Linked DNA regions of Homo sapiens: region 2 is linked to region 1. The links are chromatin contacts, found by Hi-C or POLR2A ChIA-PET in ENCODE. All regions are on one chromosome and are shown on one strand. Each heading gives the region's core, a stretch centred on a gene start or an enhancer-like site at or near the end of the contact. The rest is flanking DNA. Distances are from core to core; before and after follow the strand shown.

What was found. A loop is a pair of places that touch in the nucleus more often than their neighbours do. ChIA-PET counts read pairs that join two places held with the same protein, here RNA polymerase II (POLR2A). Pooled maps may share reads with other maps.
Region 2: a loop to region 1 is called in a map of endothelial cell of umbilical vein, with 4 times the contacts of the local background. The contact joins two enhancer-like sites. A Hi-C loop is called at or near these places in 6 of 168 maps with a recorded cell type or tissue (Caco-2, DLD1, GM12878 and 3 more), 1 of 37 single-sample maps with no recorded cell type and 1 of 50 pooled maps. POLR2A ChIA-PET finds 5 or more read pairs at or near these places in 2 of 52 experiments (H1 and activated CD8-positive, alpha-beta T cell).

Annotation. Positions count from the first base shown.
Region 1 is chr7:27,832,165-27,837,061 of GRCh38, reverse strand. JAZF1 (JAZF zinc finger 1) reads left to right here. Exons shown (of 5, transcript NM_175061.4): 5 at 4,086-4,897. The coding sequence ends at 4,262. Among named protein-coding and RNA genes, the nearest start is that of TAX1BP1-AS1, 94 kb to the right of the region's middle. Within about 2 kb of position 2,641, at least 5 of the 41 ENCODE cell types and tissues checked have a DNase peak (open chromatin) inside an H3K27ac peak, as active enhancers do; they include endothelial cell of umbilical vein, where a contact is called at or near this core.
Region 2 is chr7:27,915,551-27,920,722 of GRCh38, reverse strand. All of the region lies in intron 2 of JAZF1 (JAZF zinc finger 1), which reads left to right. Among named protein-coding and RNA genes, the nearest start is that of TAX1BP1-AS1, 180 kb to the right of the region's middle. Within about 2 kb of position 2,787, at least 2 of the 41 ENCODE cell types and tissues checked have a DNase peak (open chromatin) inside an H3K27ac peak, as active enhancers do; they include endothelial cell of umbilical vein, where a contact is called at or near this core.

The DNA.
Region 1 (4,897 bases), core at 1,392-3,891:
AGATACAGTGTCCCATTTTCAAACACTGAGAAACATTTAATGATGAGGGAGTGCTCACAAAGTAACATTGAGTGGAAAAAAGGTATTGAGAGAGAGAGTGTGTGTGTGTGTATGAAAAAATAGTGAAAAGAAATACCTCAAATATTAACAGTGATAGTGTCTGTTCTTTTTTATCCTCTTCTGTGTTTTCTGAATTTCTGTAATTGTCTAACTGAACATGTTATTTAAATGACTGAGGGAAGAGGCAATTCTTTTTTTCCTGAAGACCCCACCCAACTTGCTGGACACAGTGTGTGCTGCTGTGCAGTGGCCAGTAGGGAACTGCGTGCACCTCAGCCTCCTGCTTTCTGGGGCTGGTGAGGTGTCCACACTGCTGCAAGTGGTTTCACTTTTAACCCCCACCATTACCACTACTACCATCCCCAATTTGTTTTCTTACTCTTCTTCCTCATCAAATCCCCAAGCAACTTCATCTTCTCCGCTGTGTACAACATCCAGGCCCTGGGAAATTGACCACTGGGCTTATCTAGGGCAAGCGTCACATGTTGTACACATGAAGGCCTGAGTACTGACAACAAAGATCCCATACAGGTAAGGACAGGATGGCCCAGCTCAGCATCTGGACTTCAGGCCTCATGATTTGATTTGGAGTAGACTTTTTAGAAAAGCCTTTAAGTCGCCTGCTGTCTATTGACTGGCCTAATTCCATCAGAGGGGACAGGTAGTTCCTAATGGTGGAACCCCCCCCACCTAAGTTCTCCTTTCTACCTCCTACCTTCCCACTTTCTTCCCTTACTAGCTTGATGTCAGAGCATCACTTTGAGAAAACTCAAAGACAGTTTTCTCCAGACTATTATCCCAATCCTTCCTCCCAACTGGTAAGATTTTTCAAAGACCACTAGCTGGTTGTTCTAATTAACGAGTACCTAGCACATTAGGAGACTAAATGAGGAAATATGGACTATGGATTGGACATCCCTGGGTTCCTATTCCAGTTCTGTAATTTACCAGCCATGTGATCTTGGCCAAGTCACTCACCTTCTCTAGGAGTCAATTCTCTCATCCAGAACATGAGTATTAAATAAGGCAATTGACATCAAGTACCCAGTATGGTAAGCTCTTAATAAATGTTAGCAACTTTCCTTGCCCTTTTGAAGCTTGATTCCATTTTTTTCAAAGACCAAAGAATTTCAGCAATTTCAGCATTTCAGGTTTCCGGCCATTATTTATTTTTTTTTACTAATATTTCTGAAAGATCAAATTTGTTTCAGGACTGATGAAATAAACTTTGGTGGATCTTTTCAGAGCTCCTCTGGTCTTGTAAAGAGGACGTTCCCGCGGCCTGTAACTGAATGGCTGGATGGAGGAAATGTCTTAATAGAGTCTCACTTGACCTTGTACTAACATTTGCGATAAGGGCAACCCACTGACGCTTGTCAACATTTTTTAATCACAGCAGCAAAGACAAAGGAGTGATGGCACAGCAGGTTCTCTGACCAACCCTGGAAATACTTTATGTTTCTAAATGTGCTTCCTGATTTTTCCAGAGTCATAAAGCTGATGTGTGTGTGGTGTTGGCTGTTTTCTTCACAGTCTCATGCCAGACACACAACATAATGTTTACATTCAAGCTGTGAATGGGCCACAGCGCCTGCCGGAATCCCCTCAGCCCTGGCTTGTCCTTCTCTTGGTGAACGACAGATCTGGCTTCACATTGGACTGGCTTTTATGGCTTTAGCAATTTCTGGTCTTAAATCTTTTTTTTAGCCTAATTAGTTATAAAAACCTCAGCCCTCAATGGAATGGCTAAGCCCTGATACTGTTAAGAGTTGCTGTGCCTTTTTGTTTCTTGGTTAATGCTTTTCTATTTTTGGTTTCCTCTATTTTCTGACAAGGTTTGAATGGTTTTGGGGCACAGAGGTAGCTGGATTATTAATGAGCTGTCCTGCATCAAGTTCCCCATGAAAACAAGGACATGAAATATTTTAGTAGCCCTTCATCCACGGAAAAGGACCCTGCTAGGTGCTCAATATTCGTTGAGCTATACATGGGATATTACTAAGCAGGCAGGTGCACATTTCTAGCATTTGTAACCCAGGATACTTTCCACCATATTAAAGTTGAAAGTCTTTATCTAATGGTCATAAAACTAACATTCACTCTCTTTCTGTCTCTCTCACACACACAATACATGGCTTAAAACAATTATCTTTTACAGTTCTCTGGGCTGCCTGGTTCAACAAGGTGGTTCTCGCCTGGGGTCTCATGCAGTTGCTCTAAGACACCAGTTGGGGCTAGAATCATCTGAAGGCTCACTTGGGCTGGATACACACGTTGGCCTCTTCACTCATGTGCCTGGGCCTCGGAGGGGATGGAACCGCCAGGGACTGGCAGGGCATATCTACCCATCTAACATTTCAGTGGGTCTGATTCTACCACCACCACTACCCTCCCCTTTCCTGCCCCAGTAGGCTCTGAAACCCCCAACATGCCTCTTAACAAGACTGAAGTACCTTATGTTTGAAAGGATTGATGCTGGAAGGACAGGGCTGAGGTGCAGAAGGCCTGGAGCCAGGTGTTCAGGGGAGAGTGTTTGTCCTTCTGCTTCAAATCACTGGACAACCTTCAGACTCTGAGCATAGCCAGCTGCTACTTGGCACCCCTGGGTTCAACAAAGTCCAGCAGAGTTCTCTTCCAAGGACTTTTAAAAAAGCATTCATGTGTACTGCACATCTCTAGTGTAGTAATCACCACCACGTTTATATTTAGTAGCAACCCTTCTTCCAGACTAGTGAGGCGTGAACTTGGGAAGTGCTGTTGTAACTTCATTCACTCACAAAGACTTAGCATCGACAATGTGCCAGGCACTGTGCTAGGTATTCATGAGACAACAGCAGGGAGCTGTTTTCTGGGAGCTCTTTGAAGGCATCCCATGAAGAGTGGGAACAATTTGTGTTGGAATCCTTCAGTTGGGCAAGGGACTGGCTCTAGCAGGACTGGATTTAGGTAATATTTTAGGAAACAGCTCACTCTCCTAAAATCTGTGCTTTTTGTTTCAGGCTGTCTCTTCTGTGTTCCCTTACTCTCTAATCTGGCAATTGCTGACTTGGAAATTAAGACCTATCTCAAATACCACACGTCCGCCGTCCCTTCTTAGATCTTCCACCAGTTACTTACTACCCTCAAGCCCATTTCCTCACCATTTAATTGGGATGAGGATTACTGGTGGTTAAAACTGTAGAGAGTGACTCTTACATAGAATACGGAATCTTACATAGAATATGCTGGTGAACTAGCAAAACCGACAAACAGAAATTTAGAAAGCATTTTGATAACTTTAGTATCCAGATGCTAAGAAGTCCAATCTTAGTGACTAACATTATATAACCTTAAATTTTTAAAGTTCATTGTATGTTTGGAATGTAATACTTAAGGTAAGGACTAGTCTGACTACAGGTGCTTATTAAACATGTACAACTGTACGGCGGGGACAAGATTTGGGCAACAAGTAGCTCCCACAGTGGCATCAGAGATACTGGCTTAGTGCAGAGCAGAAAACTGACAAAAACTCTGGTTAAGGCATGGTAGGGAACTGTTAACACAGTTATCTAGAAGCAAGCTGTAAATTGAGTTTCCAAATCAAAAATTTCTATATGTTAAACTTTTGGGATATGCCCTGATGTTTTTCTTTAGAAAGATATTTTGTTGGTCATGCTGAGGATATTTGTGTAGGATTGTTCACTGTTAACTTTCTTTAGAGTGGAAAAGATTCAGAGGATTTTCTTTATACAGTCTGTAAGTCCTAAATATATATTTTATATAAAATTGGAAGAAATCAGTACTTTCATTTTCAGAGTAATTGAGGCACATCTGAAATTTTGAGTCAGCTGTGTGTGTGACCATCCGTACAGCCCATGACCGACACACCAGAATGTCCTTGAAGGGTCCCAACTGGAGTCCTTGCAAAAGACTACACTCTAAACAGCTGCCATCCAGGAACTGCAATCCAGACCCAAATTGAGGTTTCCGAAGTTTGACAGGTATCCTGTGAATCCATGTAATAAATATTTTTGTCTTCTCCACAGAATGTGAATGGCATAAAGTATCACGCTAAGAATGGTCACAGAACACAGATTCGTGTCCGCAAACCATTCAAGTGTCGCTGTGGGAAGAGTTACAAGACAGCTCAGGGCCTGCGGCACCACACAATCAATTTCCATCCCCCGGTGTCGGCTGAGATTATCAGGAAGATGCAGCAATAACATGCTGGTCATAACTGTGCCAAGAAATCCTCACCAGCAGTTGCTGATTTTGAAAACAGCCACCTTTTTTCAGGGGAAGCATTCAGCAACCCTTTAAAGAAAAAGAATTAAATGCATGCTTTAAATTTTTTCTGTAATTTTGGAATGATGTATCTTTGTAGAGTTAATGATTTTGTACATTTGCACATGTAATCATCATACCCATTTTCATTACTTTGATATAAGGTGCTAAACAAAAAAAGCTCTAGGTTCTTCAGCACATTTCCCCCAAAACAAAATAAAATTGAGGGCATGTTGCATATTGTTGAATTGTATTGCGGTGGTATCAACCTGGGGGGAGGAGGGGCTGGCACTGAGATTTTTTTTTCAAGATTGTAATGTGATTGAAGTTTTCAACACATCAACTCACATATGTTCAAAACCAAAATAATACCTTCATTATCAAACTGGTTACCATGCCTTACATAATGGAGTTAGTATTTGTGAGTAGAAAGACTTTAGGTAATGGAAATATAAATAAGAAAGAATGTTTAACATAATATGCTAAAAATATTTTCATATTTAAATAACATACGTAAAGGTGTGCTTTCTGTGTTTTATATTATCTTGCAAATCCTTTTGCCCTTTAAAAAGCT
Region 2 (5,172 bases), core at 1,538-4,037, 84 kb before region 1:
GAGCATTAGTCAACTAAAAAATTTGTGCTGGGCTACTGAGGCAGATCAGACAGCTGGAGGCACTTGCTGCTGGCCAGGAAAGAAGAGGGTCTTATTCACATGCTCCCCTTTTATCCCATCTTAGCAGAATTTATTTTCTATTTCACTAGAACAAAGTTTTTTCTGATGTCAGGATGGGAAGCAGAGGAAAGCAGAAAAATGTTTGACACGCCATATGACACATCGTCATATAGACTTAGCTGTTACATGAGACCTTATTTTTGAAGCCAACCTGCTTACACAGTTCAGTTATGGAATGTGCAAAACCTAAAACCAATTAAAACATGCCCAAGTGAATAGTTGATATGCAGTTTGTAATGCAAATAAATAATGTCCTGATTTTATATATCAAAGCTAAATAAAGACTCCCTTGAGATATCAAGAACAAATCGATCACTCTGTACTTATTTACTGCAGTTATTTATGTTAACAATTATAATAAAATTATGACTTGATGAAGTTTTAATGATGTAAGTAATTTTGCTCCCCAAGAGGCATCAGTTGCCAAATGAAGCTGAAGTTTTAAGGAACGCTAAGGACTCACTGTACTAAAACATCACCATAGTGCCTTTAATATTGGATGTACCTTACAATAATGTGGATTAGTTTTGGGTCAGGGCCAGGAGCTTTTGGTTCCTCAAACACCAAAGGCACTTCCCTTAAGGCATTCACTCCTGTAAGAGAGTCCCTTTAGCTTGGATTCTAAGGGTAGCAATGAAGGAGGATTCCAAGGTGCAAGCAGTAATACAACTTGCACACAGAGTAAACTCCACAAGTTGTTGATTGTAAAGTTGTTTGGAAACCAGGATTGAATTTGCCTCTACATACATTGTCATTAGTGATATTTAGATTTAGAGCCAGTTCCCAGCTAGTACTTTTTGAAATGATTACGTATTAATTATTTAATAAATGGTGTGGGTAGAATTGGACTGCTGGTCCAATCTTCCTTGGCGTTCCAGAGCACTCCTGTAGTCAAATAGCACAAAACTGAGCTTGCTCCTTCCTTTTGTAACCATAAGTCACCCCTCTTTTGTATGACTTCACCCAAGCAAATTTGGCACTATTGTATTGATTATAAATATGTTATTTCCTGTTGCTACCTTATCATCGTAAAATGCATCCTCATGCTTGTTCTGTGTTATCCAGCTCTGATAGTTACATTTTTGACAAGATAAGCAGCTACTGAGCTTTAAGGCATTGTAGACATGCTTGCATTTTCCGTTTACCTTTGAAAAATTAAATGACTTTTCTTTAACTCTCATCACAGGTTTTAGCATGAATGACTTATGATCTTTATTCCTTATTGGTTTATTTCTCCAAATTTTCCCATTTTAGTTTCTATTCACAATGGGGGGCCAGGTTCAAAATATTTTTCTCTCCTAAGAGCTCAAAAATCATAATTCTTCAAAATATCATTTTACATTTCATGCTAATGAGATAGTCTACACACCTATGTTGAGCATTTCCTCTCCTAAGAGCTCAAAAATTGTAATTCTTCAAAATATAATTTTACATTTCATGCTAACAAGATAGTCTACCCACAGGTGTTGAGTATTTAAAGTTGCCCATTACTAGGACCTGTGTTTCAGTGCTACCTTCATCACTTAGTAAGCAAGGGACCTTCAGTCAGCCTCTTAACTTTTAAGAACCATGATACTTTGCATGCTTGAAAGCACAAATCTGAAGACAAAGGACTAGGCCAGATAACATCACAAAGTCCCATGTTTAGGTTATTGGTGTTAATGAAACTTAGGCTGTATTTCTTTTCAACAATCAATGTCATTTCCCATATTTAAGCAGCAATTTAGTATAAGCTCACCAAATTTTGTTTTAAATCTCACTAGCTGATTTTTTTTTTCTCTTATCACCACTGTTTTCTCTTCTCCTTAATTCATTTTGGAAAGAGGGAGTGAACAGGACATGTATAGTCAGATTGTTCAGAGAAATGGAAATTTGCACAGGTGGTAAAAATTGCCACAAGCACAGTTAATGAAGCAAGCACGTGGCTACTTGCAACTCTGCTCTCAAATTTTCTGTATAACTCTGCAGCAATATGTGCTCAATAACTGCCTGACTGTGTGCAAATAACACATGGAAAAGTTGAAATACTAGAAAATATTGACATCCATTCTCCAGCTAGATTTTATCTAAAAACTACTCATTTTCCTCCTTTGCTCAAGATGGTACAAAGATGCCTACAACATGAACTCTGCCCTCCTAAGTCTCTGATATAGTCAGTGAGGTGATACTAATATATATGGGCAATTATAAAATAAGTGCTAAACCTCGTGATTTTTCTTAGAGTTGCAATTGTTGTTCACACAAAGAGATAAATGTTGGCTGGAGTGATGATGAAGATGTAACTCAAGCCAGAGCTTGAAGGGTAATCAGGATTTTTTTTAAAGGGGCATTTGAGCTTAAAGGAAAAAAACGAATAATTAAAGTGCAGTATAAAAGTTTTACATCCTTTGTATTAGGATGGGTTTGATTATACTGCAGTAACAAATCCCCAAATTTCAGTGACTTAACACAACAGGAGTTTATTTTTTGCTTACTCTGCGTGTCCACCATGGTTCATTAGAGAGGCCCTGCTCCTTCACTCAGGAACCTAGTCTGATAGAAGCTTTATCTCAACCCACATTCTGTAATCACTATAGCAGGAAGTGCCACTGTAGTTCATCATCGCTTGTGCATTCTCTAAATCAAGTCATCTGCCCGTATGTAACCTCAAGGGGAACAAAGAAGTGCAGTACCATCATGTGGCCCAAAAGTGGAGAGTCAGAAATATGTGGGAAAGAGCATCAGTGACTGCCACATCTTTCTGTGTAATCTTTAGCCAGAATACAATGCTTAGAGTAAATAAAACGGTCTATGCAAACTTGTCATAGCATGAAAATCTCCAGCTTACCTTCCAGGGATCTTAAAATAGCTTGCTTGGCTTCTGAATACTGGTATACATGTTGCTAGCCTTCTTTGCAGTACTTTTCCCCACTCGCAGGTACCCTGACCAGTGTCTCAGCAAACATCAAAAGTCTGCAAAGACCATGTAGAAGAGCTCCATTGCCTGTTTCCACCTAAAACTCTCCCTCCTGTTCTCATTTGCTGGAAGGGCCATAAGTGTGTTCAGGTGGTAAATCTTAAATTGTCTAAACTCCGTGGTTCTCAAACCAACAGCATCAGGATCACCTGGGAACTTGTTAGACATGCAGATTATTAGTTGCCACCCTAGACCTACTGAGTCAGAACTGTGGTCTAAGCTAATGGAAGCAGTTGGTTCCTCATGCCAGTGATTGATGTAAACAATATTGTGATATAGTTCTAGCCAGTGAAACCTGAGGAGAAATACGCCAGAGTTGAGAGTGAGGAGAGGCACGCTGGAACAGGTCCTCATTGCCTTTAGAGAAGACTGTGCCTCCATGGAAAGCAAACTCAGGATGTTACCTAATGCCACTTAATGAAATGAAGCCCTTCTCTGAAATATGCAGATAAATAAGAAAATGTTTGACAAGCACTTGAAATGTCCCCAAATTGTGGATAAGCAAATATAATACATGGGTGAATGCATAGTAAGAGCCTGTAGTTTAAGGTACAATCGGTTATTTCTTTTTTAAGAGGTGAGATCTCACTCTGTTGCCCAGGCTGGTCTCCAGCTCCCGGGCTCAAGGAATCCTCCCACCTCGGCCTCCCAAAGTACTGGAATTTCAGGCATGAGCCATTGTGCCAGGCCTAGTCAGTTGCTATTATCTGTGGATTAGGTGTTTGTAAATTTGCCTTCTCACTAAAATGTATTTGTGTCCCCAAATCACTACTTGTGGTGCTTTCACAGTCACTCACCGACATGGACAGAGCGGTGGGATTTTTGAGTTGACCAGTGCACACGTTCCCAGCTGAGGCTGAGCGAAGCAGTGCTCTGCTTTCTTGTTTCAGCTCTTATATTATATGCATGTCCTTTTCACACTGTATTTAGTGCCATGTTGTTTGCATTTTGAGCTTTTTATTGGTGATCTTGCTGTTAAAAATGGCACCAAGCATAGCGCTGAAGTGCTATCTAGAGTCCCTAAGCACAAGAAGGCTGTGAGGTGACTTAAGGAGAAAATATGTGTCAGGTAAGTTTACACCAGCATGAGTCATAGTACTGTTGGCCCTGAGTTCAAGGAATCAACAATATGTATTTACAGAAGGTATGTTTAAACAGAAACACACCTAAAACAAGGTCATGTATTAGTCCATTGAGGAAAATGTTGTGGCCAGAGGCTTGCAGGAACCTAACCTTGAATTTCCCCTAGGAGCAATGGTTCAGTATACACTAACTTGGTTTCAAAGAAACTTAGTACTATGAATAACAAGTATTCATATTAGTATAAATAATCCTATTTGAAGGAGAAAAAAAATTCCACTGATCCCTTTTACATTTTTTTTTTTTCTTTTCCCTGAACCATCACTGAAATGTTGGGTTTGAGACTTAGGCTGCAACTAATCCTTTAGGTGTAACTAATGTCCTTGTGGTATTTTATTATGAACTCCTTTTGGAGAGAGTCTAAGAATGATCAAGCCACTACTGACTTCACCAGAGAATTCCAGCTCACTAGGGTTTAGAGTGCATGGTGTAAGGCCCTCTGAGGCCTCCCATACCCACCCCTGTGCACACACACAATTTAAATTCTTTGAAGGAACAAGCAAAGTACAGGGATAAGAGATTTAAGGTCAAATCATTCTAAATATGAACTGAAATTTCAGTTGAATTCTACTTAATTTTTCAGAATCAAATCTTCTCTTGTAAGAACCCCAGTATTTACTGGATAGTATTTCACTGTTACCTTGAATAAGTCAATAAATCAGGTCCATCATGTTTCAAATTTAATAGCTGCCTTATTAACCAAAATGGAGTATTAATAATAAAGTCAATATATTTACTGCCCTTTTCAGTGGGATGATTTTCATTATTCATTACTCAATTACTTTTGCAGTAAAAAGAAATGAGTTATGATTTGTTTTGGATGAGCATGTTGTTAAATTAATGGCTTGTTTCAAATGTTTCAACCTAAATGTTGTAGTTGAAGAACATCAGTGAAACTTTGCACTTCACCTTATTCAGGATAATAAACCTGTTCTAATCAAAACATTAAAACTTGC